2 separate regions of the Homo sapiens genome follow, and region 1 is linked to region 2. Evidence: read pairs that join two places in POLR2A ChIA-PET (ENCODE). Cell type or tissue: HepG2. All regions are shown on one strand. Links, peaks and the distances in the headings refer to the core of each region. The heading gives the core; the rest is flanking DNA. Region 1 overlaps HNF4A (hepatocyte nuclear factor 4 alpha). Region 2 holds the start of LINC01430 (long intergenic non-protein coding RNA 1430).

Region 1 (4,386 bases), core at 150-4,149, 80 kb before region 2:
ATACATATATATATATATATATATTTTTTTTTTTTTTTTTTTTTTTTGAGACAGGGTCTCACTCTGTGGCCCAGGCTGGAGTGCGGTGGTACCATCTTGGCTCATCACAACCTCCACCTCCTGGGTTCAAACAATTCTCGTGCCTCAGCTTCCTGAGTGGCTGGGATTACAGGTTTGCATTACCACACCCAGCTAATTTTTATATTTTTAGTAGAGATGGGATTTTGCCATGTTGGCCAGGCTGGTGTCGAACTCATGACCTCAAGTGATCCACCTGCCTCGGCCTCCCAAAGTGCTGGGATTATAAGTGTGAGCCACCAGGCCCTGCCAGGAAGATGGGTTTTATTTGAACCACTGGGCCCTACTGGGATGGGTAGAATTTTCTGTATCATTCTGGGATCCACATCCTCCTCTGAAAATGGGGTTAATAATGCTAGTTCTATTTACCCCTCAGGGTAGCTCTGCTGCTCAAGGGGATAGAGGCAAGAGTGTCCTGCAAACTGCAAAAAGTTCCTTGAATGTAAAATGTTAGTATGTATTGTTAATGATATTGACCAAAGCTACATTACCATGTTACAGTGAAGATTAATTGAAACAGTGCATGGAAAGACCTTGGTTCACATACAGACAAAGTCAGCTGTGAGTAATAGCCATAATAGTAATGTGGTTATGCAATTTAAAATATTGATTTATCTCCAAATTGGGATATAGTTGTATAGGATCTTTCTTACTAGCAAGTTAACACATTACGTCTATAACTAAAAAATCAAGAAGTCTTGATTTCTTGAGAAGTCAGTATAACCATGATGTTTAGAAATACAAACAAGAGGCTGGGCACGGTGGCTCACGCCTGTAATCCCAGCACTTTGGGAGGCCGAGGCGGGCAGATCACAAGGTCAGGAGTTCGAGACCAGCCTGGCCAACATGGTGAAACCCTGTCTCTACTAATAATACCAAAAAAATTAGCTGGGCATAGTGGCGGGCACCTGTAATCCCTGCTACTGTGGAGGCTGAGGCAGGAGAATCTCTTGAATGTGGGAGGTGGAGGTTTCAGTGAGCTGAGATCACGCCATTGCATTCCAGCCTGGGCAACAAGAGCAAAACTCCATCTCAAAAAAAAAAAAAAAAAAAAAAAAAAAAACTGGGCCGGCCACAGTGGCTCAAAATGCTGTAATCCTGGCATTTTGGGAGGATGAGTGGGGGGATCGTTTGAACCCAGGAGGTCGAGGCTGTAGTGAACAAACATCATGCCACTGCACTCCAGCTTGGATGATAGACTGAGACCCTGCCTCAAAAAAAGAGAAAGGAAAATAAATAAATAAATGAAAATTTAAAAGGAAAAGAAAATATTTAAACGCTATTTCAAACAATCTCAAATGTACCTGGAAACAGTTGGGACAGGAAGTCATGAAGGGAATGGGGCAGAGTTAGAGAAGGTCAGAGTACAGCCATGTTTCACATCCCAGCTGAAACTCCTCCAACAGCTTTGTATCGCCCTTCAAATACAACCTGAGCTCTTTTTCTTTCTTTCTTTCTTTTGTTTTTCTGAGTTGGAGTCTCACTCTGTCATCCAGGCTAGAGTGCAGTGGCATGATCTTGGCTCACTGCAACCTCCGCCTCCCAAGAAGCTGGGATTACAGGCGCGTGTCACCATGCCCAGCAATTTTTGTATTTTTAATAGAGTCAGGGTTTTACCATGTTGCCAGGCTGGTCTCAAACTCCTGACCTCAAGCGATTTGTCCACCTTGGCCTCCCGTGAGCCGCCGCGCCCGGCCCTGGGCTCTTTTCTTTGACCAAAAGGCTCTCACAGGCTCTGACTCTTGTCTGATGGTCTCTCGTCTTTCTCCCTTTGGTCACTGCAGTCAGCCACACTGGACTTTTGTTTTTTTTGTTTGTTTGTTTGTTTTGCGACGGAGTCTCACTCTTTCACCCAGGCTGGAGTGCGGTGGCGCGATCTCGGCTCACTGCAAGCTCCGCCTCCCGGGTTCACGCCATTCTCCCGCCTCAGCCCCCCCAAGTAGCTGGGACTACAGGCGCCCGCCACTGCGCCCGGCTAATTTTTTGTATTTTTAGTAGAGACGGGGTTTCACCGTGTTAGCCAGGATGGTCTCGATCTCCTGACCTTGTGACCTGCCCGCCTCGGCCTCCCGAAGTGCTGGGATTACAGGCGTGAGCCACAACGCCCAGCCACACTGGCCTTTTGACAATCCTTCAATCACGCCAAGCACACTCCTGCCATTGGGCCTTTGTACTTGCTGTTCTCTCTGCCAGGAATGCCTCTTCCCCAGATCTTTGCATAGCTGATTTCTTCTCATTGTCAGGGCCTTAGTTCAAATGTCCTCCACTCAGAGCAGCCTCCCTTGAACACCCAAATCTAAGCCTGCCCCACCTCCATCCCTTGATAGCAATTCCATTATCCTCTACAGCGCTGAAATTACGTATTCCTTGATCTGTTTATCATCTGTCTCCTTCACAGAAGTTCCATGACAGCAGGGAGTTAGGCTGTCTTGTCCCCTGCTGTATCCCCAGCATGTAGAACAGTGCTTGACACACAGTAGGCGCCCCATAAGTATTTGCGGAATGAGCAAATACAGATGGGGACAGCTGAGTCAGTAGGGTGAGCAGCTGGATGGGCCAGTAGTGGAGGGAGGAAACGGCAGCCTCTGCCTGGGCCTTGCCCTGGGTAAACAGACCTCTCTCTCCCCAGACAGCCACTGTTTGACGACTGTCTGCCATGGGCCTGGCTGAGCCTGGGCCGCCAAACTGCCAACGCCTCTGTATTCTCTGGGACAAGCAGTGGAGGCAGCCATACCTCCAGCAGAGTTTGTGAAGGAGCAGGTCAGAAAGTTGTCAAAACAGGCATGACGAAGGGCAGAGGAGGTGGGGAGACAGGGAGAGAGCAGGCGGCCCTGCCCTGGGCAGAGCCAGAGAAACTGGAGGGAGGCCTGGGTGCTCCCCTGGGCAGCTTCCCAGGCAAACCCAGCTGCCTGCAGGGCTCAGCGCTGGGAGCAGGTTGTGGTCCCAGCTCTAGCCCTGACACACACAGGATCTCAGGTACTTGACATTTGTAGGCCTTAGCTTCCTTACTTGTAAGTTAGAGGCTATGGGCAGATTAGTGGCTTTCAAACAATTTTTTTTGTTGTTGCTTTTTGTTTTTGAGACGGAGTCTCAATCTTGTCGCCGAGGCTGGAATGCAATGGTTCGATCTGGGCTCACTGCAATCTCCGCCTCCCAGGTTCAAGTAATTCTCCTGCCTCAGCCTCTGGAGTAGCTGGGATTACAGGCGCGTGCCACTACTGCCCAGCTAATTTTTGTATTTTTAGTAGAGACGGGGTTTCGCCATGTTGGCCAGGCTGGTCTTGAACACAGCAAGATTCTGTCTCTACAAAAAATACAAAAATTAGAGGCTGGGCCCGGTGGCTCACACCTGTAATCCCAGCACTTTGGGAGGTGGAGGTGGGCAGATCACTTGAGGTCAGGAATTCGAGATCAGCTTGGCCAACAGTGGGAAATCCCATCTCTACTAAAAATGCAAAAATTAGCCAGGCATGCTGGAGCACGCCTGTAATCCCAGCTACTTAGGAGGCTGGGGCAGGAGAATCTCTTGAACCCAGGAGGTGGAGATTGCCGTGAGCCAAGATCGCCACTGCACTCCAGCCTGGGCGACAGAGCAAGACCCTGTCAAAAAAATAAATTAAAGAAAATCCCAACTTTCACCTCCTTTAAAAAAAGTGAAGGTCTAGCAACACTGATACCTATGAGACAACAGTCTCCTGGAGCCACTTTAGATTCTCATGCTTCCTCTAATTTGCCGTAGTCCCCACTATTCCTTAGTGTCCCCATACGGAAACTTATTAATGAACATAAATCACCATGTTTGCTGTATTGTTTTTCTTAGAGGAACGTGTGAACTTTGCTCACACCCTATCTGTTCCATTTATTTCAGTTACTTCTCTGGGTATTGAGGGCACTTGAGTGTGGGACCCCTGATCACTGAGACCAAAGCAGAGTTCATTTATTTGCACGAGCAATCTTCTATTTCATAGATTTACCATGTTTTTAAGTGACTACAAGAAAAGTTTAAATTATGTCTGTGGCTCACATTCTATTTCTATTGGCCAGCACTGGCCGGGTCCCTCAGATTCTATAGCAGTGTACGTGTGCTTGCTGCTAACTCATTCTGCCTCCATTTTCCATTCTTGCGTAGACCAATCCCAGTCAAATCTCTTGGGCTGGTGTCTTCTCCCCACCCCACAGTTATCTTTGGTGCCTCCACCCTGGTTAGCTGGCCACCTGTCTGTCCAGAGGATCCAGGCTCCAGAACTCCAGGCATGTCTTCTAGAATTCTCCACATGGGAAATCTCACTCCCAGGCCCCATCTGGCAG
Region 2 (4,386 bases), core at 290-4,289:
GCTTCTGTTTCACCAAGTCCATGGCTCTAAAAGCTTGTGATTCTAACATCTTATGATTCATTTATCAACATATATCTTGGCTGAACAACTCTTCTCTGCCAGGCACAGTGCTGGGTGCTAGGGATTCAGTAGAGAAAAGATGATCCCGATATCTGCCCTCCTGTGGCTCATGAGTGGATGGGGACACAGGCAAACACACGGGCACACATGATGTAGTGATCTCTGTCACATGGTAAGCACAGCAGCTGGGGTGGGGACTGTGGTAAATGAAGGAACACCAACCCAGATATTCAGGAGGGATGTGAGCAGAAACTGTCCTCAGAGCAAACAGGAAGAGAGAGGACTTCAACCAGAGAAGGAGGTGGTGTTGTAGACTGTGTTCCAGGTAGCGGGAACAGCCAGTGCAAAGGTCCAGGGGTCAGGGGAGAGAGCCAGCATCCAGCACATCTGGTGAAGCAAAACAAGTTCTGTATGGGTTGGTATAGAGTTGGGGGTGGGGGGCGGTAGAAGGCAGAGTGGCCAGACTGTGGCCAGATGACTGAGAACCTAGTAAACCATGTCAAGGAGTTTGAACTTTATCCTGAGGGCAAAGGGGAGCCAGGGAAGGGTTTTAAGGGGCAGCAGAGTGGCACAATCTGCTTGGTAGTTTGGAAAGATGCCTCTGGCTCCTGTGTACGGGTTTGGAAGGAGGAGAGACAAGAGACAAGTCTGGAACAAGATCCCAGGTGAGAGAAGAGGCCTGAGTGAATGGGAGGTGGGCCCCAGAGAGACATTTCATTTACAGTGTGGGGAATGGACAGGGAGTTGGTGGCAGTGTGGGTTATACTGGTAACCTAGGAGCCCAGGACTCCTAGATTTTATGATTCTAAAATTCTTGGCCAGGCACAGTGGCTCATGCCTGTAATCCCAGTACTTTGCGAGGCCAAGGTGGGCAGATCACTTGAGGTCAGGAGTTTGAGACCAGCCTGGCCAACATTGTGAAACCCCGTCTCCACCAAAAACACAAAACAATTAGCCGGGCCTGGTAGTACATGCCTGTGATCCCTGCGACTCGGGAGGCTGAGGCAGGAGGATCCCTTGAACCCAGGAGGTGGAAGTTGCCCTGAGCCGAGATCGCGCCACTGCACTCCAGCCTGGTTGACAGATTGAGACTCCTTCTCAAAAAATAAAATAAAGTAAAATTCTCTGATTCTGTGTTCAACACTCCATCATTCTTCAACACAAAATGTTCAATGATATCACCATATGTGTAGGATGCCCAACCTTACCGCCCTCCATCCCTCCTTTCTGAGCTTCAGTTTTCCTTGTTTACAAAGTGAGGATCATTAACACTGTCCTTGCAAAGCAGCCGTGGGAGTGGGAGACGGTGTGTACTCAGCATCTGCACAGAAATGTGGTCCATCATGGCAGGCGTGTTTGTCTGGAAGTGCTCAACACACAGGCACTGTCAGGAAAGAGCCGGGTGTTGAGAGAACAAGACATCAGCAGGGAAGAGCAGGGCAGGCAAGGAAGAGCCTGGTCCTTGTCTGCTCCTGGAGACCTGGGCTGCTCTGGCCTCCCGGCTTCTGCCTGGGCATCTGATACCCAGATTTGGTTGTTTGCTTCCGGGTACCGACAAGTTTACATGTTGTTTGTGGAATTCCCCATTTCTGCAGCTGGCCAGAAACTCCCCTTTCCTGGTCTTAAACTCCCCCAAGGGCTACAGACACCAGCTGGGGGTAGCCAGGCAAGATCTGGTCTTCCCTGGACTGATCTAAGCCAGATCAAGTCCCAACCTGCTCACACTCTAGCGCCCCCTCTAGGTCACACTATAGGCATTCCCTTCTTAGACAACTAACTGTCCATTGGCTCCAGCAAGAGCAAGTCTTTGGAGACAGAACCCTCACTCCTCTCCCCAAAACACATGGTCTCCTGAACCACACCCAAGGTTTATGTGTCTCCTGCATTCTAATTTGCTTCTCACCAATGGTTCAGTTTTAATTCAGTCCAATCCACAAAACATCCATTGAAGCCGGGCATGGTGGCTCACACCTGTAATCCCAGCACTTTGGGAGGCCGAGACAGGTGGATCACTTGAGGCCAGGAGTTTAAGACCAGCCTGGCCAACATGGTCAAACCCCATCTCTACTAAAAACACAAAAATTAGCAGGGCGTAGTGGCGGGTGCCTGTAATCCCAGCTATTCGGGAGGCTGCAGTGGGAGAATCGCTTGAACCCGGGAGACAGAGGTTGCAGTGAGCTGAGATAGCTACACTGCACTCCAGCCTGGGTGACAGAACAAGACTCCACCTCAAAAAATAAAATAAAATAAAATAAAATAAATTGAACAACATAACTGTGACAGGCTTACCCGTTGCTTGGAGAAAGAGATGGGAGGCCAGCAGTGGTGGGCCTGAAGCTGCCAGTGCTTAGTGGATCAGGGTTGGGCTTAGGGTGTGAGGCCAGAGAGCTCAGTTCATTTCTTTGCACACAGTAGGGGCTCTGTAAACACCCGTGAAATTAAATCAAATTAGGAGTTTAAGTGACACAAGCTAGCATGTGCACCAACTATTTCCGGAAGGCGATGAGAGACCGGAGAGTGAGATGGCTTTCGGGGTGGGTGTTGGGGGGCTGGGTAGCTGGGGTCGGGGTGGGAGGAAGACCTACTTCTCATTTTATGCCCTTTTGTACCTTTTGAAATGTTTTACTTTCACCACATGCACACAGAGCAGAATCAATCAAACAAACAATCACAATTAAATAAACAATGCAGGGAGCCAGGCTGTCTCAGAGCTCCATGGCTTCATGCCTGCTCTTCCTGCTGGTGAGATACTGTTTCCCAGCTTTCTCCAACTGGGGAAGTACACGTCCTCCAAGAAGTACACAAATGTCCTGTCTTCTGGGGCCTGTTCCTGCCTCCCTGTGATGGTTCTTCTCTGCTTACCCACCTCATCCACACACGAGTGGTCCAATCTCCAACCCTGTCTGTCCTGCTCTGTGGCCTGGAGGCACCTGTGCCTTCTGACATCACAATACATTCAGCCAAGGGGAGGAATCGGCAGAGATAAAAGGGCAGGATGAGGGAGAACTGGGCATGTTTATGCCACCCCCAGCTCCCTCCCTGTTTTGCCTTAATTTTGGCAGTGGCTGAATTTCTCCATGGTCTTAACTCCTGTCTTAGCCTCACTTATATGGCTCCAGCTATCTCTGGGTCAAGTAACACCATTCTCTCTCTCACCTCTTTGGCCTTGGGGTGCTAACAGCTCCCCACTGTTGCCAGTCCCTGCATGCCTCACCTCTGCAAACACTTCCTTCATTAAGTTTGCTTCAGTTAAGCCAGTGGTTCACAATCTGGGGTGACTTTGCCCCCAGGGGACATTCGGTGATGTCTGGAGACACTTTAGGTTGTCATGACTGGTAGAGAAGATGCTACTGGCAGAGGCAACAGATAGTGCTAACCATCCTACTCCGCACAGGACATCCCCCACAACAGAATTAGCCAGCCCCAAATATCAATAGCACGGAGACTTTGGGTCTCCCACTGCTCCCTGCCTGAAGCCCGACAGTTCATGGCTGGGATTCTGGACTCCTGCTGGCCTCTCTGCTTTGTGGTGTGATCTGCCAGTTTCCACACCTGCTGTTGATCTCCTCTTAGTGACACAGAGATGAAAAGACCCCATCCTTGCCCTCAAGCTGGCCATAGTGCAGTGGAGAGAGACCCTGGTGAGCGGGGTTCCCCAGCAGCCTCGAGTCCTTGAGGGCAAAGTCTCTTTGTCAGTCACCACGTAGCCCCAGTAGTAGGAGAGCAGCAGACATTTGCCAATTGAAACAAAAGGTCCTTTAAAAATATCTTAAAACAAGGCCAGGCTCAGTGGCTCACGCCTGTAATCCCAGCATTTTGGGAGGCCAAGGTGGGTGGATCACCTGAGGTCAGGAGTTTGAAACCAGACTGGCCAACATGGTGAAACCCTGTCTCTACTAAAAATACCAAAAAAAAAAAAAATTATCTGGGCATGGTGGTGAGCGCCTGTAATCCCAAGCCACTACTCGGGAGGCTGAGGCAGGGAGAACTGCTTGAATCTGGGAGGTGGAGGTTGCAGTGGGCTGAGATTGCGCCACTGCACTCCAACCTGGGTGACAGAGCAAGACTCTGTCCCCCCCACCCCCCCCAAAAAAAAGTCTTAAAACAGACAGAAGGTTAGGCTCAATGGCTAAACAAGACCCAGGAAACCCTGGTGAGTTTCCCTGTAACAAAAGTTCCAAGGAAACCACAATCAGGCAAAGATGTACCAAATGAATGAATTCTAGTCCCAGGGGTATGGGTGGGTGAGTGGGACAGAAGACAACTATGAGCATCCCGTCTCTAAAATGGTTATAATGGTAGAACCCACCTCCTAAGATTGAATGA

What was found. Peaks named below come from ENCODE experiments on the same cell type or tissue, not always from the same donor. Only the 100,000 strongest peaks of a DNase experiment are listed, where the experiment ranks them.
Region 1: POLR2A ChIA-PET joins it to region 2 with 6 read pairs; 6 of 35 experiments call an interaction of 5 or more read pairs at or near these places.

What each region holds. Positions count from the first base shown.
Region 1 is chr20:44,368,138-44,372,523 of GRCh38, forward strand. The region is part of intron 1 of HNF4A (hepatocyte nuclear factor 4 alpha); the gene reads left to right. All of the region lies in intron 2 of HNF4A-AS1 (HNF4A antisense RNA 1), which reads right to left. Among named protein-coding and RNA genes, the nearest start is that of HNF4A, 15 kb to the left of the region's middle. In HepG2, for the core only: no CTCF peak of the experiment used is centred there; DNase peaks (open chromatin) are centred at 2,291 and 2,644.
Region 2 is chr20:44,447,611-44,451,996 of GRCh38, forward strand. LINC01430 (long intergenic non-protein coding RNA 1430) reads right to left here and starts at 2,947. Exons shown (of 3, transcript NR_109893.1): 1 at 2,927-2,947; 2 at 2,350-2,480; 3 at 1,167-1,444. It overlaps LINC01620 (long intergenic non-protein coding RNA 1620), which reads right to left. Exons shown (of 3, transcript NR_132343.1): 3 at 4,374-4,386. In HepG2, for the core only: a CTCF peak has its summit at 1,799 (motif pointing left); DNase peaks (open chromatin) are centred at 1,801 and 3,702; H3K4me3 peaks cover 428 bases.